Regions from separate parts of the Mus musculus genome. Here regions 1 and 2 are each linked to region 3. Evidence: chromatin loops called from intact Hi-C (ENCODE). Cell type or tissue: heart. All regions are shown on one strand. Links, peaks and the distances in the headings refer to the core of each region. The heading gives the core; the rest is flanking DNA.

What was found. Peaks named below come from ENCODE experiments on the same cell type or tissue, not always from the same donor. Only the 100,000 strongest peaks of a DNase experiment are listed, where the experiment ranks them.
Region 1: it touches region 3 in a loop (3-fold over the local background); 6 of 42 quality-filtered maps call a loop at or near these places.
Region 2: it touches region 3 in a loop (8-fold over the local background); 14 of 42 quality-filtered maps call a loop at or near these places.

The regions. Positions count from the first base shown.
Region 1 is chr5:74,142,264-74,152,425 of GRCm38, forward strand. No RefSeq gene overlaps it. Among named protein-coding and RNA genes, the nearest start is that of Gm32002, 14 kb to the right of the region's middle. In heart, for the core only: no CTCF peak of the experiment used is centred there; a DNase peak (open chromatin) is centred at 5,618; H3K4me3 peaks cover 299 bases; H3K27ac peaks cover 4,515 bases.
Region 2 is chr5:74,088,677-74,098,838 of GRCm38, forward strand. It overlaps Dancr (differentiation antagonizing non-protein coding RNA), which reads left to right and starts at 4,384. Exons shown (of 1, transcript NR_145133.1): 1 at 4,384-5,661. It overlaps Snora26 (small nucleolar RNA, H/ACA box 26), which reads left to right and starts at 4,854; the gene lies at 4,854-4,974. In heart, for the core only: no CTCF peak of the experiment used is centred there; a DNase peak (open chromatin) is centred at 4,305; H3K4me3 peaks cover 2,964 bases; H3K27ac peaks cover 2,590 bases.
Region 3 is chr5:74,190,241-74,200,402 of GRCm38, forward strand. Rasl11b (RAS-like, family 11, member B) reads left to right here and starts at 5,086. Exons shown (of 4, transcript NM_026878.1): 1 at 5,086-5,350; 2 at 5,863-5,919; 3 at 7,027-7,103; 4 at 7,869-9,237. The coding sequence starts at 5,212. The coding sequence ends at 8,339. In heart, for the core only: CTCF peaks have their summits at 4,914 and 6,316 (motif pointing left); DNase peaks (open chromatin) are centred at 4,981 and 7,891; H3K4me3 peaks cover 3,895 bases; H3K27ac peaks cover 4,498 bases.

The DNA.
Region 1 (10,162 bases), core at 3,430-8,429, 47 kb before region 3:
AATCTAAACCACCTTCCTGTTTGGGGAATTCCTTCTTTTATGACTCTTGGCCCACAGTAGAGCCTGTGTTCCATTATGGTGACAATAAAGATCAAATGTGGTTATCTCTGCCGGCCTGAGTGCAAAGCACACAGGAATGTTCTGTCAGCTTTGGCTCAATTAATGAGATCTACTCTTGTAGAATTTTAAGGTTGGAACATAATCACAGAGATTCAAGAACGTTATAGATTCTTGTGTTTGGTTCCATTTTTACGCTGAGTGATGTTGTAAGAAATAGCATTATGAGACAGCAATGTCTAAGGGCTTCACAGTAACCTCCAGTTATGACATCATCTTACCTCGACAATTACAAAACTTACCCCTTCATTCCATAGGCTCACAGGTCATTATTTTGTCTATTTGCATACATGTTCATCGGACAACTGATATCTTCAGCCATATTTGTGGAGCCACGACAGACTGTCACAGCCTGGGTGGCTTAGAAATGCTACAGGTTTATATGGTACGTGGTTTCTGAGGCTGAAAAGTCCAGGTGTGAGAGTATGCTTGAGTGTGTGTGCACACATATATGTTTATGTCTGTGTTCACGTCTGTGAGTATGTGTGTTATTAATAGACTGAGACCTTATCTCAGCTTTCATTTTTCAAAATTCATTTGATAAAAAAATTTAATTCATGAGCCAGGTGTGGTGGTGCTCACCTTTAATGCCAGCACCTGGGAGGCAGAAGCAGTCAGAGCTCTGTGAGTTTGAGGCCACCCTGGTCTACAGAGATAATTCTAGGACAGCCAAGGCTACACAGAAAAACCCTGTCTTAAACAACAACAACAACATCAACATCAATAACAACAACACAATTAATTCATGACTTAATTCTGAAGAGAAGCTGGATTTTTGTCTCTTTGTTGGTGTAGGTCTGTGACCCCAGCTACCCTGGCGGCTGAGGGAGGACCAGTACTTTCCAGGTCTGCCTGGGCAGCTTAGTGAGACTGCTTTACAATTAAAAATTGAAGACAGGCTGATGGTGTGATTTATCATGGAGTACTTGGTAAAAACAACAAACAACAACAACAAAATCACGTAGTTGTTTGTTTTGTTTTTTGAACCAGGGTCTCATTACATTTGCCAGGCTGGTCTCAAACCCACCACTCTCCCATCTCAGCTTCTCTAGCCCCTGGGGTTACAGGCTCTGACACTATTCCCAACTCAGATAGATGTTATGTGTGGCTAGCCTTATCCCTGTGGTTCCCAGCTAGCCACAGTTCCCTTCACCACACAGAGATCCTCCCAGGCAGCTGTGAAGTGCTCTGGCTTTAGGCCTCCAGATACCTCCTGGGGAAGCCTCCTACCACCTGGTCACAAGTCCCAGTAGTACTGGGGGCTCTCTGGAGAGGACCCTGGAGTCCTCTGCGGTCACTTCTCTCCAGAGTGTGTGGCACAGGGAGACTCACCAAGTCAGTCACCTTTCTCCTTTCTAGCCTTTGCTTTGCCTAAGTTAGACCATTGCTCTCCTTTCTCCTGCTCCAAGAAGCTTTGGTGTTCAAAATGGGCGTGAATGGCAGGGTAGCAGGGGGAAAGTAGAAATCACAGGCTTCCAAGAACGAAAAGCACCAAGGTTCAGAGTTGGACAAGCTGAAGTACCCTTCCAACAGGAGCCTGAGACCACAGAGAAACAGCGACCAGGGCATATACCAGATCACCTTACCCTCTCCCTGTACAAATCGTGACTAGATTAATTCTTAACTACTATTTCTTTTATATACTTTTTCTTTGAATCTGTTTAATGCTTAATTCAGCAGTGAGCCTAGCTTCTATCTAGTTTACACTTGGGCCAGGCACCTCCCTTTTTTGCTTGGGTCACTGATTCCTTATCTATGCCTAGCTGGGTTTCTTCTCTTTCCCATACAGGGGACTTGCTGTAGTGTGGGGGCTGGGCAGTACAATTGGAAGGGGCTGATAGCCTACTGGTTTTTCTTTAACTGGGTGACACTTTTTATCTTTATCTTAGGCCAGGCTCAAAATTTGCTCAGCTCAGGGCTTGGGGAGCAGCACGGCTGTGGAGCACTCGCTTGGCGTGCACAAACAAGCAAGGTTGGGTAATTGTAGCGATGGTCAATGGCCAAGGGGCTTTGCTTCCAGGGCCCTGTGGCTAGCAGAACTTTCTTTATGGAAAATTGGAAAAATGTTGGTGTAGAACCCTGCAGACCCTCAGATATACGTCCAATCTTCTCCATTACTTATAATAGCTCATACAACTGGCTAGGCAGGAGGAGTCCAGGAATTCTGGGAATCTGCTGGTCTCTGAGGGATCTCTGTCCCAGGGTTATAGACCCCCATCCCAGGTTATAGACCCTTGTCCTGGCCACCATGGAAACCCCTGTGTTCTGGAATCTGAACTCAGGCCTTCGTGTACACACAGCAAGGGTTTCAGCCCCAGCCATCTCCCCAGCCCTTAGTGTGAGTTCTTGGTAAGCATGCAGCTACTCTGCTCATCGGTCTAGTTCCCTGCTGACTTGGTACAAATGAATTTTTACTTTGTAAGCTACAGTTCTATTTGGTTTTTATCTCACAGGCAGCTGAATCTTGTCCTAAAGAAATATTGCCAAATATGCAAATATGTCTTGTTCATGTACCTAAAAGTTACATTTTGTTTGTTATGCACACTCTTTGACCGTTTGACACTCAAAGAATGTGGCATCGTAGTTGCAGACTGAGTCATCGGATAAGTGCTTAAGAGGAGAGCTGTGATGTTAATGAGAGAAAGAGTCCATTGCTCCAGGAGAAACCGGATACTGTTCAGGTATTTTCTACCCACCGGTATTATCTACTTTTCTACTGCTGTGATAAAACACCATGACCAAGGCATCTTCTAAGATCTTAATTGGGGTTACAGTTCCAGAGAGTCTGCGAGGGTGCAGTGGAGGCTTGGCAGCAACTGGTAAGAGAAGCAACTGAGACTTCTCTGTCTGTCTGTGTGGTAGCAGCCAGAAATGGACACATCTCAGAAATGCCCAAAGCTATGGACACATCACAGAACTACCCAAAGCTGCAAGGAGAGCCACCATGTCCACACAATTTGTCCACACAAATGACGCAGATGACATGTGTGTTTCAATACCATGTTAACTGAACAACATCCCTTTAGTGAAGTGCCCTTTATAGTATAATTCCATGTATTAGTTATAATCCAAAGGTTAGCTCTGTTTCTTCTTCTTCTTCTTCTTCTTCTTCTTCTTCTTCTTCTTCTTCTTCTTCTTCTTCTTCTTCTTCTTCTTCTTCTTCTGTTTGTTTGAGGCAGGTCCTCACTATGTAACCCAGTCTGGCCTTGAACTTGGTACTTTCTAGTCTCTGCATACCAAGTATTGAGATTACAGGCATGTGCCTCTATACTCAGCTCAAAATGTATATGTTAATGACTTTCATTATATGATATGGCATAAGCATATAAATGTAATAAGCTAAAACTCACATTTCTCCATTTCTGAGCCTGACGTTACAACTTGGACATAGTTGCCTAATCATGGCCAAGCTAGCCAGCCTCCAGATGGGGACACTTGGTTGAATATATAGCCAATAGACTATGAGCAAAACAAGCATGCCACTTCTAAAATAAGGACATGCACACCTTTGTGTTCTCCTGGGACCCTGGTTAGTGGGGAAACTGTATGGCAGCATTGGCTGTGGAGACTATGGCTTGGAAGGGACACAAGTCTCGCAGAGACAATGGGGAAGGCATAGCCACTGGCTGTGTAACACTATTACGTCAGCAGCTGCACAAGTGAGATATGAACCCTGTTGTCCCATGTCATAGAAATTGGGATGTCACAGCATCTAGTGTTACTGTCTTTGTTTGGGTTTCCATTGCTGGGCACAGACACCATGACCAAGGCAACTCTTATAAAGGACGACCTTTAATTTGGCCTGGCTTACAGTTTCAGAGGTTAGTCCATTATCATCATGGAGATAAGCCTGGTAGCATCCAGGCAGACATGGTGCCAGAGAAGGATCTGGGAGTTCTACATCTTGATCTGAAGGCAGCAGGAGGAGACTGTCTACCACACTGGTCACAGTTTATGCATAGGAGACCTTGAAGCCTGCCCCCACAGTGACACACTTCCTCCAACAAGGCCACACCTCCTAACAGTGCCACTCCGTATGGGCCAAGCATTCAAACACATGAGACTATGGGAGCCATTCCTATTCAAACCATCACTGTTACCCCACCTAGCACCAGTGACATGCACTTTGCTTTCCTTTTGATAGCCGTGTGATTTAGTTAAATGATATAATAACATCTGTAAGGGTCAGCAGCAAAGGAGCTTCTTTACTGAGTTAGAATTCCTCAAACCTCCAAGACCTACAGAAGCGTGCAGAGCTCCACAGAGGAGAGGCCAAAGGCTGGTCAACTGACAAACTACCTCAGAACATTTCCATTTACACCAGAATGAGAGCAGTGTGGAAAGTCACCTGGACACACCTACATTATTACTGTGCTAGAGAAAAATTTGGGGATCAGCTGCGAAGAAGTTTGCTTTGCTTGAATGGAGTAGCATTTTATACACAATAGTTATGTATAAGCCTGGGATGTCAAGTTGCTAAATACTCCTAAGGGCATAAAGAGGTTGAATAAAAGACCAGCCCACCCATTCATCATGATACCTCATAAAAATAAAGGAAGCTGAATTGAATGGTGTGTGACCAATCAGAAATCACACAGGTTGTTAGGAAAGCTGATTGGTTCTCTGGGCTTAATTTCCAGTGAGCCATGGCGATGCACTGAATCCACCAACTCAAAATGAGTTAGAGCAGCTCAAACCAGAGGTATCGAGAGGCAAGCTGAATGCACCCTGAGGCTTGGTAAGAACCCAGAAGTGTATACATCAGCTCTGGGGAAGGACTTAGGAGGCTGTACAGAGGTATCCACCTGTGACATCAACAGTTAGGAAACCAAGGCAGAAGAATCATGAATCTAAGGCCAACCTGAGCTACATAGCAAGTTCTAAGGCAGCTATAGAATGAGACCATTTCTTTAAAAAGGAAAAGAAAAGAAAAAAAAAAAACAAACAAACAAGAATACTGGGATGGGGGCTTGTAATTACTTGCAAAATCAAAATAGCATAATTGCTTGGCAATGAGCTAACTGTGATATGGCAGACACTCCTGGCTTCTCGTGGCTCATGTTCTGAGGTTTTTCATTCAGTGTCAGTATGGTAACTAGACCAGAACTCTGTGCACAAAGGCTTTATTTCAAACAAACCCTTCACACACTGCCTGATTATGTCCACACAAAACCACGTATCATCTTAAGGACTGTATATAATGCCAGATGAAACCAAGGTTTCAGATGTCTCCAAAGGTCTGAGTGCCTGGACTGATGTGTCCAAATATGTAGAAGTAGACGTCAGTTCAGTTGACAAATCTCAGATTAGTCCTGGAATTTTTATTTTTAGACTAGCTATTTTTAGTGCAAAACTCCACCAGTGTTCAGGAATAGATGATGGGGCAACTACTTCAAATTCTTGACCCTGGGAAGGGCCCACGTACGCCGAGAGTTCTTTCGAGAGCTGTGTATCCTTCAGGCATCCGCCGTGCCATTTCTCTTGTCATGTGAAACCTAGTCACTCCTCTCAGCAGTTCTGAGCTATAGCTGCACCAGACAAGCAAAGTCACGTGAAAGCCAGAGAGAAGGTGGCACGGGCTCACGGGCAGCTCAGAGTCCAGTAGGACATCAGACAGCCAGGAGTCATTTGCAGACTCTTACTACACTTGCTGCATGCCAGTATCCACAAGCTATGTGAAGTCCCGTCTTAACAGTGTGTGATACCAGCATCTCTACAGTGGCAGCTTGTGAAGAAGAAATCATACGATGAGACAGAAAGCAAAAGACCTAAGAGGGCCCCTTTTAAGTAACTACTCTTCCTTGCAGGAAAAATTAACGCTGCAAGGTCAGCATTAATCCCTTCCAGGTATGGGGTCTGCGTGACCCCTAGCCTAGGCTCTGCCTGTAGGGGCTCCATCACCACCTATGGGGAATAAAGGTCCCAACCCTTCTCCACATCACTGGTTCTCCAGCTCCTTTCTGCTGGTTGTCATGAAGTCATGGAAAGATGTCAGTGAAGGCAGCAAGCATTGCATCTGCTGGTGCCCTAATCTCGAACTTCCATTGTCGACTATGTGAAAAAACGGCATTATGTGGTTTATGATCGTCTGTGAGGCATTTACCATAGCAACCTGAGGGGACTGAGCCTCATAGACTTAAAACAGCCTCGTCTGTGCCAGTGATGACTGGAGCTATGACTTCATTCGAACCCTGTCTCGGAGTCCAGGAGATTTGTCATCTACCTGACTGCCTCTTAGATGACCTATGTGAGTGTCTGGTAGGCACACCCACTTACTTCTTCGTGATCCCTGTATCCGTGACAGAACACCTGGCAGGAACAATGTAAGGAATGATTTGTTGCGGCATTCCGTGCAGGGGATACAATACATCCTGGAGAAGGCCTGGGATAGCTGGAGGCATAGAGACAGAAGTCAGGGAGCAGGGTCTAGAAGGACCACCAATCTGCATGACCTACTTCCCACTTTCTCCAGCTGGAACCCCCTACCAAAACAAAGGTTCCACGACCTCTCAAAATGGTGCTAACCATCTGGGGGAATCAAGTGTTCAGACTCTTAAGCTGATGGGGAACATGACACAATCAAACCGAAACCTCTCGTTTCAGTTAAACTGTGTCTGGAGTCAAGCGTGGTGGTGGAACACTTTAGTCCCTGCACTAAGGAGGCAGAGGGAGGCAGATCTCTGTGAGTTTGAAGCCAGCTGGGGTTATATCATGGGACCCTGCCTCAGACACACACGCACACTGGAGGCAACTCCTAGACCCCTGATCCACTCACTCCCACACCTGCTTCACAATCACAGAAATCCTATGGAAGCTACTCCAGAACATGTCTGTCTTGAGACTACTTTCACCATCTTCACAGCTCCACCTCAGTTGGGCAGAGCTTCCCCCAAGGAGGCCCCTGGTCTGGCTCTCAGTTCCTACCCTGGTTTCCTGCAGTCTACCACAGCCAGAGGGGGTCTCAGAGAACCTAAGTCAGTCAGTCAGTCAGTGAGTCACATTACTCACCTGCTCAGATTCTCAGGAGCGCTTCACTCCCTACAGTGCTCTGCTCTGTTCTCTCTTTTCCCTCCATGTGTTCGGTTCTCTCCTCTACCTGCAAAGTCCCCCCCCCCCCCCCCAGAGGTTCACCACCCCTCTCCCCTCTCCCTGCACCCTTGCTCCAGCCCCACTGCCCCTGCCCACCTCTGAGGCTCCAGGCTCAGTCCTGCTCACTGCTCTCCGGCTACCTAGTACCCGGCTCTTACCCCTTCATACCGGCACCTCTTCCAATTGTCTGTCTTCAAGTCTGCCCTGTGTGCTTGGGAGTTCTACAGGTGGATATGCTCACAGTCTTTATTCCAGAGGAACTAATATGATTGTGGATATACATCTGTCAAGACATCTATGTTGTTTGCTCTTTTTGTTGTTGTGGTAGTCCTACTCAGGGGAGAGCCTACGGCCTTACATCCTTTCTAGCAAGTTCTGTCTCACTGAGAAACACCTCCAGCCTCTTTTAAATTTGTGATTTGAACAGTCTCGCTAAGTTATTGAAGAGAGCCTCAAACTGTGTCTCCAATAACTGGGCCCACAACCGTGTGCCCCCGTGTCTGGTTGTGGGGCTTAGTCTCCACTGTCAGGTTGAACTATGTGTAGGAGAGTCAGCAAGCACAATGGGGAGTCTGTCTGTGAAGACTCCAGAGCTGATTGACATGTGAGCCGCAACTGAGGGGGCAGGCCTACTTGGAGTGTGGGTGGCACATTCAATAGACCGAGGTCCTGGATATGCCCGAAGTAGTCGTTGAGTTCTACTTGCATTTTGAGCACATTATATTTGGTTCTCTTAAGGAGGGAGCACCTATCTCATTCCACAGCACAGAGTACCCTAGAAGTTGTTTGAAGAACACTGCAAATAAGATCCATTTACACTGTGGCATCGCACTGAGAAGTGACTCTGTGAAGTGGCACATTCCTCGGCAAGACTTATATTAACTTTCTCTTTTAACTCCATGTCTGGAAAATCATCTTCTTTACTTAGGAAACATCACTTTTTTCCCCCAAATCCCTGATTATAAGCCTTTCTGAGAACTGTCAGAAACCTACGTGGCACAAATAAATACCGTGGGGGTTTCTCTCCATATCCAAAATAAGGACAGCGCCATAAAGATCCGTTAACTTACTAAACAAAGAAAGAACAGGACACATCTAACTTTGCCCATGAAACAACTTGGCAGATTCAAAAAGGTTAGCGCTCCTAGATTAATGGTCCCTGAAGCGACTTTTAAAGTGTATAACTCCTCAGGTCCAGATAGAATCTTTGAACACATTCTTGTGGGTTTAAAGGAGCAGTGTTTCTACCCAGAGAGAGTTCAGCGGCTAAGAGCATGTACTATTTTTGTTTGCACTAGGCCGTTGTTGGGTTGCTCACAATCATGTGCAACTCCAGTTTAGGGGAGCCGTCACCTCCTAGCCTCCTCAGACCCCTACACTCATGTGTGTATATGGGCATGTGCATGTGTGTGTGTATGCCCACACACCCACACCCACACACGAAGTTAAACTACAACCTTTAAAAGATAGGCATGTTTTTAAAGATTCAGGTGTGGAGAGCCGTGCCTCGAGCAATCGCATGCGTGCTGTGAGCAATCGCCATTATAAAATGGCGCTGGCTTCCACTGCACCTAACTAGTAAACAAGCCTTATGCGCAAGTGCAAGAGTGAACTCACGCCTAGTCACTGCCCATCTCTCAGCGTAGTAATGGGGTGATGGGCAAACAACAAATCAGGAGCTGTCACGCCACATCAGGTGCTGAAACGTCACGCTGCGGGCTATATAAGCAGCGCCATTTTCCCAGTTCGGGGGTCTTCCCTCCTGATAAGTAAGCAATAAAGCTTTGCCGCAGAAGATTCCGGTTGTCCTGAGTGTGTTCTTGCCGGTGGGGACAAAAGCTCGGGATATTCAGGGAGCATGCACAGCTGGCAGAGGTGATGCACACATGGGAGAGGAGCATGTGGGCTCACACTTTTGCATGCTCACAAAACCACATGCAGGCATACAAGTGATCAGAGTACAAGCAAGTGCTCACTCAGTTGCTCTCGCAGGCCCTGCAGCAACCTGGGTCCCACGCAGACCATGAGGGATCTCTCTGGTCACAGAAGTTAGCTCAGCGCAGAGATGGTGGTGGGGACTGAAGACACAACGCAAGAACCATCCACTCAACTGGTGTAGACCTGAGTTTTATTTCTACCATATATAAGTGATGGAGACATGCGTGCATTGCCTTCCAGGTAACACGATATAGTAGTCTTCATTGCCATCTTGGCAGGACTTACAGTCACGTTGTAGATATATGGGGCGCGGGGGATGGGGGGTGTCTAAAGGTATTTCTAGAGAGGTTTAATGGGGAAAGGAAAACCCATCGTATATCTGAGTGGCAATATCCATGGAGTCCAGGACTAAATTAGAAGAAAAGCTAAGCTCTGGCATACAAATCTCTCTGCTTCCTGACGGCGGGTGTCATGTGACCAGCAGCCTCTTGCTCCCGCCATCTTGCCATCCCGGCCCTGACGGGGCTGTAACCTTGGGCTGAGAGCCAAAGCAAACTCTGCCCTCCTCAACTCCCTCTCACCGGCTATTTCGTCACAGCAGTGTCTGATGTATACAGGGATAGGAGGAGACTAATTAAAGGGGCCAAATTACCAGCAAGGTGTTTATCCACATGAACGACCAATGGCCTCCTTTCGAAATGGTCCCTAGGTATATTTTCTCACCACTCCCAGCTCCCTCAAGACGTGGGCCAGGCTCTCTAGCCCTCAGTCAGCAGTAAATGCCCTTCTCCCATTGTGTCCTGGGAGCTATTGAGCCACACCATCATCTTCTAATCCCACGGGGAACAGAAGACCCACCAGGTGTCCCGGGCAGCCCTTAGTTGGAGCCTACTTTGGATATGGGCTATTTTTACCTCATACCCTACACAGGCGTAACCAAGGCTTGTCTTTGGCCACGTGGCTAAGACATGGAAGCAACACAATCTGAAATCACTCTGCTGCTTTCCCCCAAACTGCA
Region 2 (10,162 bases), core at 2,400-7,399, 100 kb before region 3:
AATGGATGATCTGGAGGGCATCATCCTGACTGAGGTAACCCAATCACAAAAGAACTCACATGATATATACTCACTGTTAAGTGGATATTAGCTCAGAAACTTATAATACCCAAGATATAAGATACGATTTGCAAAACACATGAAACTCAAGAAGAACAAAGACCAAAGTGTGGACACTTTGCCCCTTCTTAGAATTGGGAACAAAACACCCATGGAAGGAGTTACAGAGACACAGTTTGGAGCTGAGACGAAAGGATGGACCATCTAGAGACTGCCATACCCAGGGATCCATCTCATAATCAGCCCCCAAATGCTGACACCATTGCATACACTAGCAAGAATTTTCATATCTTGTTTTCTTAAAGATCCTGTCTTAGTTACTTTTCTATGGCTGCAACAAGACACCATGGCCAATGCAACTTATAAAAGAAAGCATTTAATTTGGAAGCTCACGGTTCAGCCGTCATGGAAGGCAGCTTGCCGGTAAGTACACATGCATGACACTGGAGAAATAACTGAAAGCTAGTGTTGAGACAACAAGCACAAGGCAAAGAAACAGTCCAGGGGAATTTTGTGGGCTTCTGGGACCTCAAAACCACAAAGCCCTCAGTGACACACCTCCTCCAACAAGGCCACACCTCCTAATCCTTCCCAAACAGTTCTACCAACTGGTGATCAAGCATTCAAACAAGGGTCTATGGCAGCCATTCTCATTCAACCCACTACAGCCCCCTAAAAGAACCACCTATAATCAGATTTGGTGCCCTCTTCTGGCCTGCTATATACTAAATAAATAAATAAATAAATAAACCTAAAAATCAAAACAAGAACAAAACCAAAGTGGTATCAGAGTCAGTATTTCAGGTTCCTCACAGTTGCGCTGGAGAGAAAGGCCTAGTTAGCAAGCACACGCTTTTATAGCCAAGCCTGGTGAGCCGACTTAGGTCCCTGAACCCCAAAGTGGAAGAGGAGAGCCAACTCCCCAGAGTTGCCCTGTCTGACACCCACAAGTCCACTGTAGCTCTCCCCCTTCCCAATAAAATCAATTTCCCTTATCTAACTAATCAGACTGCATTTGTAAATATAGAGGTCAATGCTAAAAGACATGTACAATAGATTAGTTATTAGAGGCCCTCTGGCTTTCATCACCTATAAAGCTAACTTGGCTCAGAGCAGGGAGGTTAATAAACACCACACAGAATTCTCCTGGCCAGCATTCTTTCAAAGCCCAGCTTTACCTCCGAGCTTAGGCCCTTTTGTAGTAATTCTAAAAGTGGTATTCGCAAATTTATGTTTTAAAAGTATTAGAGACCGGACAGATGTTTGTTTGGCATTTCCTATGTAATGCTAAGTTCTGCTAGAGTCAAAATTTAGGGACACTTAGGAATTTTTTTAAATAGTGTTTTTATAAGTGTCCAAACTATGTTCAGTATTTGAGAACCGAGCAACTGGTGTGTTAAAGATGCAGAGTACCAGGCTCCCCCAGAGAGCATTTAAAGTCACTCTCCAGGACTTGAGAAATGGCTCAGCACTTAAGAGTACTGTTTGCTCTTCTAGAAAACCCAAGGTGCCACCCAGCAGCCATCTGGTAATCTGATACCCTCTCTGGCCTCCTGGCCATCAGGCACACTCATGGTACACAGACTGACAAGCAGGCAAAATGCCCCCACATAAAAAATAAAAATAAATCTTTTTTTTTTTTCCTGTTTAACCACTGTCTGGTAATATGGTCTGGAACTCTGTTTGGTTTTTTTTGTTTGTTTGTTTGTTTTGTTTTTGTTTTTGTGTTTTTGTTTTTTTGAGACAGGGTTTCTCTGTATAGCCCTGGCTGTCCTGGAACTCACTCTGTAGACCAGGCTAGCCTTGAACTCAGAAATCTGCCTGCCTCTGCCTCCCAAGTACTGGGATTAAAGGCGTGCGCCACCATGCCCGGCATTGTTTTTGGTTTTTCGAGACAGGGTTTCTCTGTAGTCTTGGCTGTCCTGGAACTCACTTTGTAGACCAGGCTGGCCTCGAACTCAGAAATCCACCTGTCTCTGCCTCCCAAGTGCTGGGATTAAAGGCGTGCGCCACCACCGCCCGGCAGCCTGGAACTCTGGACCTCTAGCAAGTAGACCAGGGGATTCATTTCTTGCACTAAAGTTTAACAGTCAAACCTTCAAGAACATGACATTTCTCTCAAGTTTATGTGAAAAACAAAAATAATAACAGCATAAATAAATAAATAATCAGTCAAACCCTATAAGAGGCAAACTTCTGAGGAATGGTCTGGTCTCTAGAGTTAAAAACTAGAGTGTGGTTGTCTGTGTCTGCCTGTAATCCCTGCAAGCAGGAAGATCAGGGGGTCAAGGCTAGCTGTGGCTACATTCGAGGGATTCAAAGTTACCCAGGACTACAGGATCCAGATAACAGACTACACAAAGTCGGAAGAATGGCTAAACAGATTGCTGTTCCTTATAAGACATGTTGCATGACACAACATGAAAAAAGCTTAAAAGCAAGTTTCAAATGAAGAAAATCTAGTTTTAAAAGAACCAAGTATGACCTGGCAGTGGTGGGGGCACGCCTTTAATCTCAGCACTCAGGAGGCCAAGGCAGAAGGATCTCTGTGAGTTCAAGGACAGCCTGGTCTAAAAAGCAAGTTTCAGGACAGTCAGGATTACACAGAGAAACCCTATCTCAAAATAACAACAACAAAAAAGGTCACATGTGTGATTCCATGCCTACAAAAAATCTAGAAGAGACGGTTTCCAATTTAAAAAAAAAATGTATTATTATTTACTGTTATGTGTGTGTGTTTGTGTGAACTTGTTGTTGTCCAAAGGGGACTGTGGAGCTGGAGCCTGGCGTTGCAGGTAGTGGGTGCGAGGAACCGCAAGAGAAGCAAGTGCTCTTAACTGCTGAGCCATCTCTCCAGCCCCATGGGGCTTCTTTTTCCAATAAGACGCTGACTGCAAAATGATCTGGGAGTAGACAATGGAGATGATTATAAAACCTTGAGGAATATTTAAAAACACCGATTTGTACACTTAAAAGGGTGACCTATAACACTTGGGTTCAATCTCAAAAAGTTATCTAAAAAGTCAAAGCAAGTTGACAAAGCAGGTCATCATTTTTTTTATCTAGACTAAAAGTGGCTGTAAAGAAACACAGGCGAGCATGATGAATAGACTTAGAGTCCTTATTCAAACGAACTCATTGTAAAGTAACATTGTATCAGAATAGTCTTGCTGTGAACTTGGAGCGGCTGTTTATTCTAGCAATCACATTGGCATTGTCCTCAGGCAAGATGGCCTCTTTTCTTTTGAAATAAATACTGAAATATTAAGAGGTGAAACAAACCAAGCTTGAGATTTGCTTTAAAATACCCCCCCTCCCCCAACAGACCAAGACGATAGATGCGCCAGGTCTGGAATGAATGGCTGGCTTTTAGCCGAGAGAAGAACGCAGGCACGTGGCTCTTTGAACATTTTTAGTTTTAATATAAGTTTGGAAATTTAATTTCTTCAAATTAAAAAAATAATTTTATTATTATTATTATTATTATTATTATTATTTTAAAAACCTTGCCAATAAAATCATCTCAGACCGTGGAAATTCTCATTAAAATAAGTTAAGCACATATCCAGGCCTGGTGGTGAAAATTTGTCGTCCCTTCTACTCAGGAAGCTGAGGCAGAAGGACGGAAAGTTCCAGTCTTGTCTGGGAAATTTAGTGAGACCTAGTTTCAAAGTAATAAAAGGGTTTGGGATCTGAGACGCCAGGCTCTACTTTTAACCCAGGACCACTAAAAACAAGACAAAGGTATAGCCTAGGTGGAGAGTGGCATGCATGCCAGCAATCCTAGCACGTAGCACTGAGGATAACAAGTTTGATGAATACCCTGAACTAGCTACACAGTAAGTTAGAAAGCAGTGTGGGCACCTAAGAGAGACTCTGACTCAAAATTAATGGTACGGGCTGAGGAGGTAGCTCTGTGGTAGAGCTCTGTTGAGAACTAACTGCCTCACATCTCCAGCAACATTTCTCCTTGATATTACTCTCCAGGAACACAGAAAAAGGCAGCTCCTCTCAGGGTTAAGGAGGGGCCCTGGGAGTGAACTAGCTGAACAAGAAGGGATCTAAGTCGGAACACACCTAGCACCGGCATAGCTTCAGGAAAGGAAGGTTTCCACTGAGCACAGCCTCAACGCTTCCAACACCGCAGTGGGTGGAGAACCTGCTGCTGGAAGTCAACGGCCCCACCCTACCGGGTCCGAAACGTCCCGACGATTGGCTTCCCATACCAGCCACGCCTACAATCCTTCTGACGATTGGCTGCTCTCCTTTTCCTGTTCTGCCCCCTCCAAGCGGCCCTCTGATTGGTTGCAGGTCTCGGGGGGGGGGGGCAGCTCCGCCCCTCTCCCGGATGGCTGTATTAACGCAGCGCGCAGCGGCTCGGTCTTTCGGTCCCGGCCTTGGTGGTGAGTGTCCTCGTGGGAGGGTGTCAGGATGTCCCCGTGTCCCCTCGAGCTTTGCCCGCCCCGAGCTCAGCTGCTCCCGGCGGCCAGAACGGAGGGGTAGAGCAGTTCTCAGCGGCCCGCGGGGCGGGCGGCAGTGTCCAGCCCGGGGCTGCGCGAGACACAAAGTCCTCTGTGCCGTCCGACCCGGGCACCCTGACCACCGCCCTTTCCCTCTGCAGGCCGATCCACCCGAGCCGGTCCCCACTGCCCAGCCGTGCTGCTGCCTCGGACACAAGCGCAGGTACGTCCCGGCATTGATCGGAGGCAGGCCCTGGCCACGTGGCCGAGAAGACGGAGGTTCCAGGCCTGTCTTTGTTGAGCTGCGCCGGGCCTCCCCAGTCGCCCTTTCCTGTGCCCTTTTAAGGTTGTCGCAGTACTTTAAGAGGCTAACACAGAAGGGTAAAGGAACTCTCCATAAAACCCAGAGAGGAAAACTACACCTCCTCTTTGGATCCTGTCTGGAGTCACAAATGAACCAAAAGCTTCATTTAAAACTTGAATGTGCGCATTTTAGGTTCTGGCGATTGCTAGGTAGTGATATAGGATTTTAAAGAAAAGAAAACGTAGCCTACCTGGTTTAATTTGGTTGGAGGAGAAAGTTCAGAAGACAAGAATACATTTGCTTTTCTAGAAGTGAGATTTTAGGTCAGCTGGAAAGGATATAGTTGAGTATGTTCCACTTATGTGAAACATTTTTATTCTTTCATAGGTTGAAAACTACAAGAAACCCGTGACTGAATGGCTCCAAGGTGAAGTACTCTTGCATGTAGTGACCAGGTTTGCCTGTATTCCACTTTAGGATTAGTATCGAAGCTGAAATAGGTGAAGTGAGGGCCATGTGAGTTTCCTTGAATGGCCTTGTAACTGATTACCCTGAAGGTAGTTTGCTAAAGATTTTAATCAATGTACTAGGATCCTGCCCCACCCCTTCTTCATGTCCCACTGCCCTAGAATCAGATCTGCATGGCTATGACATGCTCGCCGTTTTAAAGATGCAAAGATTTCATGCTAGATCATTAGAATGTATCTGGACTTCGTTAGGACAAGTTCTTTGCTAGTAACCAGTCACGTGCTAGCAATTGAGGTGTGTTAACCTGTATATTGTTGCCTATGAGTAATTTTCCATAATCTTTAATAAAGGCTTCCTGTGTCAATTCTATGGCTTGTTCACTTGTTCTTATTACTGGGGAGGGGGGGGGGGGTCAGAACCACTTGGAGCAATTTGTCCTAACACCATGTGCGTGCGTCCCTAGGATCAAACTCAGGCTGTCAGGCCTGGTGCCAGCCACTGCTAGCTGTAAGGTTATTTCTTAGCATTGTTTTTCAATTGTTTTCCAAGCTTCTGTTTGGTGCCTATTGAACCCACGATTTATATTCATCTAGGCCTTGTGTGTGTGATGCTAGGGATATAACTTGTCCTTAGGCTGCATGGCGCCTTTACCTGGGCCTTTTAATTTTCAGAAGTGGTTTCATTTTAAAAGAAGCCACCTTCAAGGATACAAAGTTGTGTGAGTATGCAGGGAGACAATGGAAACTGTTACAATTGAGTCTGAAATATCAATTGTTTCTATTTACACAATAGCCTTAAAGTTCTCTGACCAAAGTAGACAAAACTGCAGCACAGTTCGGCTATAATCATATTGGCTACATTGTACTGAGTACTGAGAGTACTCAGTAGCCACATGTGGCCAGGGACAGCGCAGTACAGGTTTCTGTTACTATAAGGTTGCTGGTAGCTATTATAAGCTACTCTGTAAACATCTTGGTCTTTTTTAAGTGAGCAGCCTGTAGATGTGCCTCCATGATGACAAAATCTTAAGCGGGGTATGGGCAGAGGAAGCTGGAGGATGGGACATTACCATCACACCCTGCTTTTAATTGGGCCAGTGGAACATCAGTAAGATGAGCAGGAGTCTAAAACTACCTGCTAACACCTGCACTAGCCCGAAAAAGGACACAGGCTACATTTAATCGAAATGTATAATTTAGAAAAATTCAAAATAGACTGGAGAGCTGGCTCGCCACTTAGGGACCACTTGCTATTGCAGAGGGCCTGGGTTTGGTTCCCAGCACTCACGGAGGCTCACAACCTCTAGGGAGTGTGACACCAGGAAAGCTTGGAGTGCCCATGCATACATGTAATCAAACACGGAAAGTCTTAAAAATGCCAAAGCTACCTCGTGTATGCTTTTAGGTTGCAATTTCAGTGCTTAGGTTGCAGTTTTACAACACAAGACAGGAAAGGAAATAGGTATATGCTAGGTTTTGAGTGTGTATGTATTCAAAATTAAGTCCATTTGAAGTTGGAATATTACAAATGAAGTTGTAATTTGCAGGGGTAGAGGGCATAAAGGGGAGTAGTAGTTTTAAACTCACTGGTCCTCATAGTCCTTAGATCCATGCACCCATGAAGCCAATGTAAGATGTTCAATATGTATTACATGTTGACATTTCCCTGAGAACAATGGCCCTGAATGTATGCCCAAGTTACAGGTTCTTCAATTTGCTTTGGCCTCCGCAAAAATCATCAATGAGAGACAGTTTTTCCAGAAGTGAGTTTAACTTTGCAGCTACTTTCACCTGTTGGTGTGCCTCTGATTTTATATAAATGCTGTCGCTGACTGCATTGATAAGGGCTCTGGAGGTGTAACAAAGTCATCAGGCACTACCAGTGCTTCTCAGCCTTCCTAATACAGTTGGGACCTCTTTAATAAGTTCCTGATGTTGGGACCCCCTAGCCATAATTCATTGCTACTTCATAACCAAGTTTGTTACTGTTACAATTACAATGTAAATATCTGATATGCAGGATATGATCTGTGACCCCAAGGGGATCTGGACCCACAGATTGAAACACTGTTAGATGAACCAAGTTACAGCCAGTACTACTATGGCTGATTTCTGAAGCTGCTCATGAAGGATTAGAGCAGACAACCTGTGGGAAGTTGCAGGCTTAGGGCCCATACATACCACCTCAGCCTTCATTTTCCCTTCTGCTAAAGGATATCTACATTTCCCTAGTTGTGCAGTGAAGAGGGTAGTTGAAATGCCACAAGGCAGACAGCACCACAAACCACACAGAATCTAATAAGTGTCCTAAAAACTGACCTTGGGCCATACATTTAATATGAGCTAGCAAGTGTGAGCCAGATGTGCTTGCACACACCTTTATTCACAATACTAAGGCATCTGTGAGTTCAAGGACAGCCAAGGTAAATGCAAAACATGCACAAGCACTTAAGAATGAACTAGTTTCAAGTTAACAGTATTTCGGTTGGAACTCACTGGGAACCTCAAATACCAGAGATTGATAGAGTTAGTTTTAAAATAAAGTGCATGCTGATGTCTGTCTCCTGTCTTTTTTTGTTTGTTTTTTTGTTTGTTTTTGTTTTTATTTTTTGTTTTTCGAGACAAGGTTTCTCTGTGTAGCCCTGGCTGTCCTGGAACTCTGTAGACCAGGCTGGCCCCGAACTCAGAAATCTGCCTGCCTCTGCCTCCCGAGTGCTGGGATCAAAGGCGTGCGCCACCACTGCCCCGCTTTGATGTCTTCTGTCTTATGCATGACTGGATATCTATAATTCTAGTTCCCTGAACTAGATATACTACAAATACTGTGTATTTTTGGAATTCAGTGTAACACACTGAAAGCAATATTTTGTAAGCTTTAAATGTTTTACTTAGTTCTCAGGTCAAAGTCTGTCAGTTACTTTTGGTGTGTGTGGAGGTGTGTTTTTCCTGCAGGTAAGTACTTCGTGCTTGCCTGAGGGCACTAGGTCTCCTGGAACAGAACAGTTGTAAGTAGCCTTGTGGGTGCTATAACCAAAGCAAGCGTCCCCTTTGAGAGCAGCAAACATTTAACCATCAACCTATTTCCAGGCCCCATTTCATTTTTGTTTGCTTTTGTCTGCTTTGGGGACAGATCTCCTGTCACCCTGGTGAGCCTAGAACTCTAGCTAGGGTGACCTTGAACTGCCTCACAACCTCCCAGTTTTAAGGTGGCGCTTGGGATCGAACCTAGGACTTGCATGCTAGGCACTCTGTCAGCTGAGCTCTGCCTAGCTCTCCTGCATGCGTCTCAATCCATCCATACAGTAATAACCTCTGAAGAATGACTAATGCTCCATTGTATGCTTATGCAACAGATGAATATTGTTTGAAATCATGCTCATCTGTTGATGGACATTTGGACTGGCTCCTTTTGGCTATTGTGAATGTTAAACCTCTGCCGTGATGTGCAAGTATCTGTCTGCATCTTTTCAGTATTTACTGAGAATTAACTTGCCTTATACAGGATTTCTGCTTTTAATCTCCGAGGAGCCGTCCTGCGTTACCACGGCTAGCCCACCACCTCACTAGGAGAGCTTAAACACTTCGAGACACTTCTCACTCTTAGGAACCACCCCACTCAAGGTTTATGGTATTAAGTATAAGGTTCTTAAAGATAATTTGGAATTACTTGCTAAGTGAAGGAATTTGAAGGGCTCCCATTACCTTTGGGGTGGGGGGTGGGGATAAGGACTTTGGTAAGTGTTTGCACAGGAAAGATACTTCAAACTATAAATGTCGCCTTATCCCACTTCAGCTGAAATATGAGCGAGAAAATGACTGGGAACATCAAGAGCAGTTAATTCCCCTACCCAGGGCACCAAGCCCTGACTCCTGCATGAAATGCTCCAACATAAACAAAGACGCTCGCTTTTCACACCAAGGGTAGGCAGCGGTGCTTTAGGTCCGGGTGTTGGGGTTAGTTTATTAACCCGAGTGACTCAGACAACGAAACAACCTCGGGACCCACAGAAGCATCAAGGGTTCTCGGACATGAAGACACTGGTAGACACACCTGCCAATCACCGGTTGGGAGAGTAGTGCATGTGGTGATTGGTTAGACCCAGGTTCCAACTCCAGCCCCTCTGTCTGAATCCTGCCTTGCTATAATTGGGGTTGGGGGAACCTCTGCTGACCTCTCTGCTGACCTCGGAAGAAGGAAGTGACTGGGCCTGAGTTTATTGTTGGAATCCAGGATACAGTAAAGTTCTGGTTTCTTAGACACATTTCACGTAAATCTGACGTCCTTCCTCCTCCCCCTCCTCTTCCTCCTCCTCCTTCTCCTCCCCCACCCCCACCCCCTCCCCCTCCTCTTCTTCCTCCCATTTGGCCTTATGACTTATTTCCTACTTTCACACAGGTCCAAAGCAAGGTGGGGATTTTTCCTGTGCTTGGGGAAGATGCATCACCTAGACCTTGTCAAATCAGTTCTCTTGAAGCCTTCTCAGCTCTATACGTACATCTTCGGTAGATTGTACAGGAGAACAGATCCCGTGGGCGAGCAGATATAGACAATTACAACTAAACATTAAGTCATTAAAATAGCACCCAACATAGAGTTATTCACATTTTTCAAGAAAGAACTCAAAAGACAGTAAGACAAGTCCCATCATGCGGACTGTCTCCTGGCCTACCCTAGTCTTCCTTTTCTTCCTGGTCGCTCTTGCTTTACATCCACCCCAGGATTACTCATGCAAGCAGCCTGGCTCTGCTTCTCCTGCACTAATCTCATTAATGCAAATCTGATCACATCTCTTAAATCTGATCTGAGCCTCTCAAATGTCAAATTCTGCGATGCCTTGTTGCTTATAGGTTCCTGCAGACACTTTATTCTA
Region 3 (10,162 bases), core at 2,895-7,894:
CATGCCCAGCCACATTTGCTGTTCCTTCAGGATTCCATGTCCCAGGGAGCCAGCGCTGCGGGTCACAGGACTTCGCCCACAACGTGAAAGTGAAAGGCAAGACTGGCCAGACATTCGGAAAGCCGGTGAGTGCTCGCCAAAGTCTGTCTTTCTAGGAGGAGGCTACAGGCAGGAAGGCACCAAGTCTGTGGATGTGGGGAGGAGTTAGAACTTAAGATTCAGTTGGAATCTCTTAGAGGAGGCATTTCACAAAGGATTAGGGATTCCAAGGCACAGCCAGGAGTGGGACTTACACCCTATAATATCCTTTTATTCTCTAATAAGAGAGAATGGACTATCTGGGGTCCTTTCTGATGGCTTTACTTTTAACTTTATGTATTTTATTGGCTATTCTCCAGGGTACACAGTGATGGGGCTCATAAAAGCATCTTCATTCACATATAACTCGTACTTTGACTGCATTCACCTCCATCTCTTCCCTAGATTTTCCTTTTTAAAAAGTAGCTTTAGGTTTACAGTAAAGAGGGGGAAAGGGAGGGAGGGAGAGAGAGAGGGAGAGAGAGAGAGTGAGAGAGAGAGAGAGAGAGAGAGAGAAAGAGAGAGAGAATATTGTAGGCTCAGGCCCTGAATGCTTGGCTGCAGCCCTTCCATCCCATAACATTGCAAAACAGGGTATGTGGTCTCTCTCTCTCCCTCCCTCTCTCTCTCTCTCTCTCTCTCTCTCTCTCTTAAAATGTGTTCCATCATGTTTCACTTACAACAGTCAAATATGTGTCTATTTTCTGGATCCACATAGGTAGTGGCGTCAAAATAAGCCTCAAACTAAATAATCAAACAAAACCACAACTCTTGGCAAAGGCCCCCATACTTTGACACACACCATTTTGGGAGCAACCCTTGGTGATGTGGGGAAAGCGGTGCTCTTCTGGCTGCCATGGACATGTTCCCATGGGAGAAGGGGAGCACAGCAGGGGGCACGTCAGCCTCTCTTCCTCTACACAGCCTGTGCTGGAGTCCTGGGGATTCCCCTGCGCGGAGTCTCTGATCCTTGGTTAGTCCTCCTCACTGGGAGCGAGCCCTTGTCTTATGCCCTGGTTCTTTTAGTTCACAGCCCACAGATATTCACTGGTTTGCTCTGTCTAGGGGTAAATGCCCGTTCCCTAGCCAGCCTCCCCTTCCCCTGCCACATGCTTACACATACATGTACACACATGCATGTGGGCTGGTATCCAACACAGAGCTGTGCAGCTGCTCTCCAGCCCAGCTATTCCTTGACTAGGTCCTATTCCTAGTCTAGGTCTTTAGTCCTACTATGTGCTCCTACAAAACCCACGTTTCTTTTGTCAAGTCGTTTTCTCACACTGTACTGAAGTTGCTTGGCCACATCTCAGCTTTCCATACTGAACGTAGTCACTCACCCGAGTAAGTCCCAGTTCTGACACAGTGCCTGCGGTACTCACAGGTACTCACAGCCCAGATGCTACACTAATATTTATTAAACTTACATTCTGGGATCCTAAGCACTTCCAGACACCAAATTATCTCTGAAAGCTCTCAGATCAAAGATTGACTTTAAAGATCCAAGAGAGTGTTAGAAACTCCAGATGCTGAGGTGAAATCGCAACTTAGCAAAATATTTCGGTCTTTACTCCCCCACATCCCTCCTATTTTTTAATCTCCTATCCTCTTATGTTTACTTAAGAAATAGACATGGGAGAGAGGAGGGGAGGGAGGGAGAGAGTGTGTATACATCACTTCGAAACATCATCAAGCTATTTATATATGCAACATATTTATGTACATACAGGTGCGTGTGGTTATGTGCCAGTGCGCAAGTGAATGAACACACACACACACACACACACACACGTTTGAGCAACCATGTGGAGGTCAGAAGTCTATGTTGAGTGTCTTTCTCAATTATTGCCTATCTCATTTATTTTTAGACATAATTTTCTCACTGAACATAGAGCTGTTTCTGTTAGACTGTTTGGCCAGCAAGCCCCGAGATGGAGTTCCCTGTCTTCATCTCTCCAAGGCCTGGACTGAAGCTGTGTGCCACAGCGCCTGGGTTTGTCTTTTGTTTTCACATGGGATTGAACTCGGGTCTCCTTTCTTACTCACAAAGCATTTAACCAACAGAGCTATCTCCCCAGCCCTCATTTGGTTGGTTTTAAATATCATTGATCACCTGCCAATTTGTGGTTTGTGTTCATCATGGGCCCAGTGATCTTTTTGAGGATGTGTGTGGAACTTTGTTCTCTCATTTTTAAAGAAAAGATGCTCTCAGATTCTTTAGCACAATTTCCATCTAAAGGTAGGACCCATGTGCCTTGCCGAACACTTGGATCTGTGTGAGTTCTGTGTGCTGGGCCATTAGCACATAATAGAGCAAAGCTTTGCTGGATTCCATGTACAAGCCTTAAGAGATGGGGTTCTACTTCCTGTCTTCAGAGTGTCCTCTTAGAAGTCACTGTGTTCTGAAGCAGCTTGAGTTATGCTCAGCTCTTCCCACCTTTCTGATTGAAATGCAGATGTGTGTGAATGAGGAAGCCATACTGGATGGCCAGCCAGAACCGTGAGTTAGGTTAGAACCTAACTCAGCTGTCATCTGACTTCCATCTTTCACCAGGAGAGAGTCCAGGAAAGAACGGTGCCATTGTGTCTGGACAAGGACCGTGAACCAGTTTGGGGTGGTTTATGGAGCAGCAGGGGAATGGCTCCTAGAAGTAATGATAGTGTCTGCCTTATAGTCAGTCATAGAGCAGAGTCAGCCTGCTTCTGGCTTCGGAGTGAAGGGATTACATGATCATTTTCTCCATAACCTTAGATGTAAAAAGTGAAATTTCTTTCCTATAGTCTGGAATAAAATAGATAATCATGTCTCCTGTCCTGATCTGCCCTCTAATTTGGTCTCTTTTTTTTTCTTACAAATTTGGGTTTCCAAGAAGTGATAACTAAGTGTTATCATCTGAGGTTAACCAGATGCAGGTGGGGGCTACTGGGTAGATGGTTTTAAAGTAACACCCGTTCCTTTTCTCATTTCCCCTCCTCCTCCTCCTCCTCCTCCTCCTCCTCCTCCTCCTCCTCCTTCTTTTCTCTCTCTCTCTCTCTCTGCTTCTCTCTCTCCCTTCCTTCCTCCTCCACTTCTCTCTGTGTTTTAAGTACAGCCAGTTCATTTTGACTTAAAGTAAGTATACTCTATTCAGCCTTCATGATGCAGACAGAAAAATCACTGGTCTGGTTAGTCCCATGGTAACGAAAATGAAACACCAGACGCTAAAGTGATTCAAGGCAAAATTCCCTTTGAGAATCTTTATCAGGTCTGTGTGTGCAAAAAGCAGCCGAACAAATGTTGTAGACTACGTAATTATTTCCCATGTAAACACTAGAGAATTGCAGGCTAGAGGGCCGGGGGCTGAAAGGTGCACGGTACCTTAATTATAGCCTTGCTAAGTTTGATTTTATAGACCGGCAAAACTCAAGTTTGATTTAAACCACACAGAAAGACATGATGCAAATTGGCCATGCCCTTTGTCCCAGACTCAGACGTCTGATCTTGCTTCAGTCCAGTGTTTTCCCTAGAAGGCAGACTTTTACTACCGTGACTGCTCAGCCTGTTTGCCACCCCACCCCCTCCATTCTGTTGTTCATCCTGGAAGACTTAACCAGGCAAGTCTACATAATCTTCCTAGTTCCCCTCCGATTTCTTCACCCCTTCAAACTGTTACTAGATACAGGGTTTGTCCCGGTCTGACCAGAGTAGGAGGGTAAATTCTTATTACCTGGTGAATGAAGCCCAGAATGGACTGTGATTAAACAAGAAACGGTGTGTTGAGCCTGGAATCAGCTTCTTTTGCTTTTCTACCTTCAATAAAGGTGTACAAAATGCCACAGGCTTTGCTCTTAGGCACCAAGATAAAAGGCCCTGAGGGTTGTAAGGGCATGCTGGTGGCGATAGATAAAGTAGGTTGCTGAAGTTGGGATCTGGCCAGCAGTTGTCTGTGATTTTCTCTGATGAGGACACGGGGGTACTTGGTATTTTTATGAGTGCTAGACTCCTCATCTTCCTTGGCGACAAGCCACTTTTAACTAACCTTTATGACTAGGCTAACCGTGGGGCCCCTCTGCCTCCCGGTGAGTCCAATCCACAGCTGCACTGACTTCTTGTCTTACCTTTCACAGATCTGGGAGGAGGCGTGACTGGGCTAGCCATGCAAGCTTGTTCTAGTGACTTTTAGCCTGGCTTTGCCTCTCGGGGTGCGGTACTTGCTTTCCACGTTGTGTGCCTTCTCGTGGGCTTGCACTGTTGGCAAGAACTAGAACAAAATAGGTATTTTGCCCCAAAGACAAACGCCACATTTTGGGTCACGGAGGGGTGCCTTTGTTTAGGAATACAAGGATGGGGAAAATGTATAATCCAGGATAATACTTTGAATGTAGCCAAGTCAGTGCAAAGATGTCGAGCGCACGAGCAGAACATAGGGCAGGGCCAAACAGGGCAGTGACCTATGGGGCTCCCAGCAGGTTCCTTGGGGTCAGAGGTGGAGAAGCCAGTGGTCAGAGAGGTTAGGGGACCTGGGACCCAATTCAGAGAATGCCTAGGGACTGACCTACGGAGGCCCAGCGGCGAGGTTGGCAGACAAGGGTGGGTGCTTCTAAACCCACCGCGGATCTGAGATCCCGCGGACACGCCAGGTCTCCTATGAAGGCAAGGACAGATTCCCCCCACGTGGACCTGAGACCCAGCAGACACGGCCAGATCCCCCCACGCGGATCTGAGACCCCGTGACCCCGCAGGCACCGGTGCGGCCGCGTGCTAGCGCAGCGGGAGCCGGCTGGGTCCCGCACGTTGCCACCCTCGCGCCGGCCGCCCTGTTTTCCTCGGATCTCACGGGGCCCCGCACTCGCTCTCGGCTCCTGTGGGGGCGCAGCCTGGTAGTGCAGGCCGTGGGCGGGGCCTCGAGCGGGGCGCTCGGGGATTGGCTGCTGGAATGGAGGCGGGGCCTGGGCCAGAGAAAACCCGCGCCCCGGCGGCTGCCATCCCAGCCGCGATCCGGAACCCCCGAGCCTCTCTTCTCGTCGCGCTCTCCCGTTCTTTCCAGTTTCTGCCCGCGCGCCCTCCGACGGGGTACCCTCCTCTCCTTGCAGCGCGAGCCGTCTCCTGTCCTGACTTTCCTCCCCGCTCCGTGCAGCCGGGCCGTAGCGGCGATGCGCCTCATCCAGAACATGTGTACCATCGCAGAGTACCCCGCCCCAGGCAGCACCGCTGCCGACTGCTGCCTGGGGGCTGCGGGCCGCCGGCTCGTTAAGATCGCCGTGGTAGGGGCCAGCGGCGTGGGCAAGACCGGTGAGTCCATGCGAGGAACCCGCTTGGTGGAGGGGCGGGACGTGGGAGACCCCCGCTCGGACTGGAACTGAGAGACGGTGGGCGTTGCAGTGGGATCCTCTGCCTCTTCATGTCTCTGCTTTAACGAAGAGGGTCACTGGGGCCCAGAGCGTCCCGCCGACTTTCGGGCCAGAGTAGAACTTTGGGGCTTTGGGCTTTTGGCAGGATCTGGGGCGGAATGGGGGAGCTAGTGATTGTAACCCCTCCAGGAGTTCCGTAAGGTTAGGAAGAAGTTTGCCTGCTGGAAGGCTTAGGTGTGGCCCAGCTGGGCTCCGCGGAGGGGCTGGGCCTCAAGACCCTTCCTGCTGGCAGAGCTGTAATTCACTCCTACCTCCTTGTGTCTGGTAGAGGGTCAAGGAGCCCTCGGTGGCCGGCTGTGACTTTCTTTGGAAGAGTTGTTTTCCAGGTGGGGGTGGGGTGGAGAACCGTCTAACTTAGTGGGTTAACAGTCTGTTTTCTTTTCTGAATTGCAGCTTTGGTGGTCCGATTCCTCACTAAACGATTCATCGGGGACTACGAACGAAATGCAGGTGAGGAAACGTACGGAGACCAACCCTGTTGGGATGGCCGCCCTCATTTCTCAGTACCTTTAAGGACACTTCCTTCAGAGTGACAGTGTTTAGCATCAAGATTCTGCTACTTCCAATTCTGCACGCCCCCTCCCCCTCCCCCTTCCCCCTCCCCCCAGCTGCCATCTGGCCTCATTCCATTCTTGGCGCATTCATCATTTTATCAAGTGCCCGAAAGTATTCCCTGTGGTATGTTTTAACTATAGGGACCCCAGTTGGAAGCACCGTTTGTACTCCAAGGCCTTGTCCTTTAAAACATGCCTGCAAAAGTCATAAAAAAAAAAAATACCCAACCAAACAAAAAACCCAGCTGCAAGCTCCTCCCCCACCCTCTCCCTCTGCTGGCTGCCTTTCAGGGGCGACCTTTGAAAGCAAAGGCCAAAGAAGAGTTGTAAGCCTAAAGTTCTTTCCTTAACAAAGACAAATAAGTAGCTGCTATGATTCTAGCAGGGGGAGAGCAAATTGCTTAACTAAGTAGACTGTATGGTTAAATTAGTAGACTTGTATTAAGTACCAGTTGGGGATTTAGTTGAAATGAGCCATATAAGCTGTCCCAAGATAAGACCTGGTGGCCTTCTGCTTTGATATAGAGCTGATCAGAATCATGGCACATATTCATGCTAAGAGGGATGCTAACTGTGCATTTACTAACCGTGTTTGCTTATGAAGCTATTGTGGGCAAAATATAACTGTTCAGAGAATGATAATATAAAATAAAAACAGAAACCCTGCGTATACTGAGCCAGAAACTTTCCTCCGTGGAACTACTCTAAATATGGAAACTCAGTTAAAATTAGACCAGCAAGTTTCTAAAAACCCACAAACTTTGACCTACTTTTGATAAAATTTGATAATCTACTAGCAGGGGCTTAAGACTGCACGTGGCCTTTAAACAAGATCTGAATTAAGTGCATTAACTAGAAGTAAATCACATCTTTCTCTTGTGTGTATCGGTGCAAGTCGTGGTACATTAAAAACAAACAAACAAACAAACAAAAACCCAAACCATAATGTTTCCCGAGGCTGCACATGAAAGAGGAACACACTCTCCTTTCTCTGTCTTCATAGGTAATCTCTACACAAGACAAGTTCACATAGAAGGAGAAACGCTGGCTATTCAGGTCCAGGACACTCCGGGCATCCAGGTGAGACACTGATGCTGACAGGGCCAGAGCAGACACCGGCGGCTGAGGCACTGCTCACTTGTTTAAGTGTAAGGGACACGAGATGTGGGCAGTCAGGTCTAGACGGTACTTGTGGTTTGACAGTTAAATTGTACCTGACCGCAGGTCAGCCTTGGCCCGGTTCAGTTTGGGGAGCTGGGAGAAGAAGGGGAGCCCCTCTTGTAGGAGGGGAATCACCGGAGCAGGGGGAACCAAACCAGCCCTTAGAATTGGCAGTACTTCCTTCCTTTGGTTTTTATTTATGTGCCTTTGGCATCAAAACCCAAATATTCAGGCCCAGTCTCCAACACCCGGAATCACTTTTATGTTGTGGAAAGTTTCTCTGTAGACAAAAGAGCTCTGCTAGGATTTTTTCCCCCCTTCCCCGTCCTGAACTGGGCAGTTATCCAGGTTTAAATGCTTCCAGCTCCTATCTTCCCCAGACTTACTGTCTAGCCAGTTAATTTCCCATTTTGTGCAACTACAAAGTCGCTCTGCGTGGAGTTCTCTGCAGGTCCATTTTCCACTTGAGTGTGGTGAGCTGCCCTGTTATTTATTCCCTCCAAGCAGCTGGATCAACATATTGTTAAGAAAGCCCAAGTGTGTGGGGAATAGAACTTGTTTACAACCCGTAACCCGCCATCCATCGCTATGAAGGGTTCTTTTGAATTGAGGGATGTGCTGTGGCCAGAGCTCAGTGCCGTGCCCACTGCTAGCTGCTCACCTTGCTCTCCCTCTTCTCCTCAGGTGCACGAGAATGGCTTGAGTTGCAGCGAGCAGTTGAATCGCTGCATTCGCTGGGCAGATGCCGTCGTCCTCGTGTTCTCCATCACGGACCACAAGAGCTACGAACTCATTAGCCAGCTCCACCAGCACGTGCAGCAGCTGCACCCGGGCACTCGGCTGCCTGTGGTGTTGGTGGCTAACAAAGCTGACCTCCTACACGTCAAGCAGGTGGACCCTCAGCTTGGCCTGCAACTGGCCAGCATGCTCGGCTGCTCCTTCTATGAAGTATCTGTCAGTGAAAATTACAACGACGTCTACAATGCTTTCCATGTCCTGTGCAAAGAAGTGAGCCCCAAGCAGCAGCCCAGCAGCACCCCCGAGAAACGCAGAACTTCCCTCATCCCCAGACCCAAGTCGCCCAACATGCAAGACCTGAAGAGGAGGTTTAAGCAGGCTCTGTCTGCCAAAGTGAGGACTGTCACGTCGGTCTGAGGCACGACTCCTGGAGGGGGTTTGGTCTTCTGGGCAGAAAGCCCGAGGTTCTTCTTAGATGGGACCATGGCAGGCTGACAGCAGTTATGGTTCCAGAAAGAGCAGTGGCAGAGGGGCCTGAGGGGCCTTTTGGAATTCTGCAACAAAGGAAGTGAGGACAGATGGACGGATGCGGGACTGATCTGCCAAGTCGTTTACGTGGGGATGGGGCATGCTTTTGTTCCTCACTGTCTTCTAAGTGATGGTCAGGTGCACCAAAAACATGGATGTGGATTGGGGTGGGGAGGAGAACAAAGAACATCATGGGCTTTCTCTCTCTCCCAAGGGGAGGGTTTGCTTTTCTCATTGACTCCAACGTGTTCTCTTTACAGGATAACTTTCTGACTTGAAGGATATCTAGGTTTCTTTAAGAACAAGGAGGGACTCTCCCCACCCCATAAAGTTCAAGTTTTAGACCAAAATATTCCGTGTACAGACACCCGTGAGCTGTGGTCTGTAGGAAGGTGCTTGGTCTCCTGACACAAGATGGGCACCGGGGTTGAGTAGCTGTGAAAAACTCAGCTGTGGGTTGCCTAACGTGACGATGTATAGTCGTGTGTGTTGTTGTTGTTGTTGTTTTTCTTCTTTAAACTGTGGCATCAGGTACAGAAAAAAGTGTTAGTTGATGGTGGCGTGGTTTGTGTAAATGACCCATGGCAATGACGTTGGGTTGCTTCCTGGGCCTGGCTGAGTCGTGGCTATGGGTGCTGAGATACTGAGATGCTGTTTTCAAGAGTGACCAGATGCAGGGCTACCTGCCGAATCCCCTACACAGATGCACTTTAAGAAGCCGTTTAAGCTTTGGCTCAAACTGTAATTAATTTATTTTATGTACAATAAATCTCTCATTTGATAAGAACAGACATCTGACTGGGTCTTTATTGAAATGTTTTCCTTCTGCCCTCCAGGACGCAGTTTTTAGAATCCTGTGTTTATTGAGCAAGTTGAGTCAGGGAACAGGCTGACATTATATCTCACAACATGTGATCAGTGAGGTACATTTTATTATCCACATTTTACACAGTACAAAAAAATATCCTTGCAGAACAAACTCACTAACATGAAGTCTACAACCTGCAAACATTGTTGCTTGTAACCTGGCCTTTCTATTCCAGAGTTGTATGTCTCCGTTTCTTCATGGTCTTCTGGGTAGACCTACTGTGTGTGTGCACATCACAGTAGAGCTGCTGTGGGTGTGTCTGCTTCTCCACAGAAGCAGTGCTTCTTCATGCTTGGTGCACTCCGTGAAGCTTTTTGGGGCACGCCGTGTCCGCAGGCTACACTTTAGTCTCATAGTAAGAGCTTACAGCCATTGCAGCTATTCAGGGGCTATTCCCGTGACGCGATTGTCACACACATGTGCCGCAGCTGGCAGGCCTCTCTTCTGCTGCCACTGGAGCCTGCCTGCAAGACATTGCCTGCGAACTCAGTCGAGTCAACATCTCTGTGGGCAGGGCATCGTCCTTTCATCTGGGCAGCACCTTCCAGATTGTTCTTGGTTAGTTCTCCAGATAACCCTGGGAGGTAGGGTGGGGGAGGGCTGACACGATTTCATAAATAAAGCAGGGTCGAGGTTTCAAGGGATGTCCTCAAGTTCTTGAGGATTCAGTATTACTTCTTCATCATGCCTCACCTATAAGATGCATAGGTAAGGCAGCGGGGTGTGCGGGGAGTCTGCGGTGATGGGGGCTGGGCTATTTAAGCTCATTTTCCCAGGGGACCATCTGACTACCCTTGACAGTGACATTCTGGCAGTTATGCTTTGTGACACATAGAACATTTCT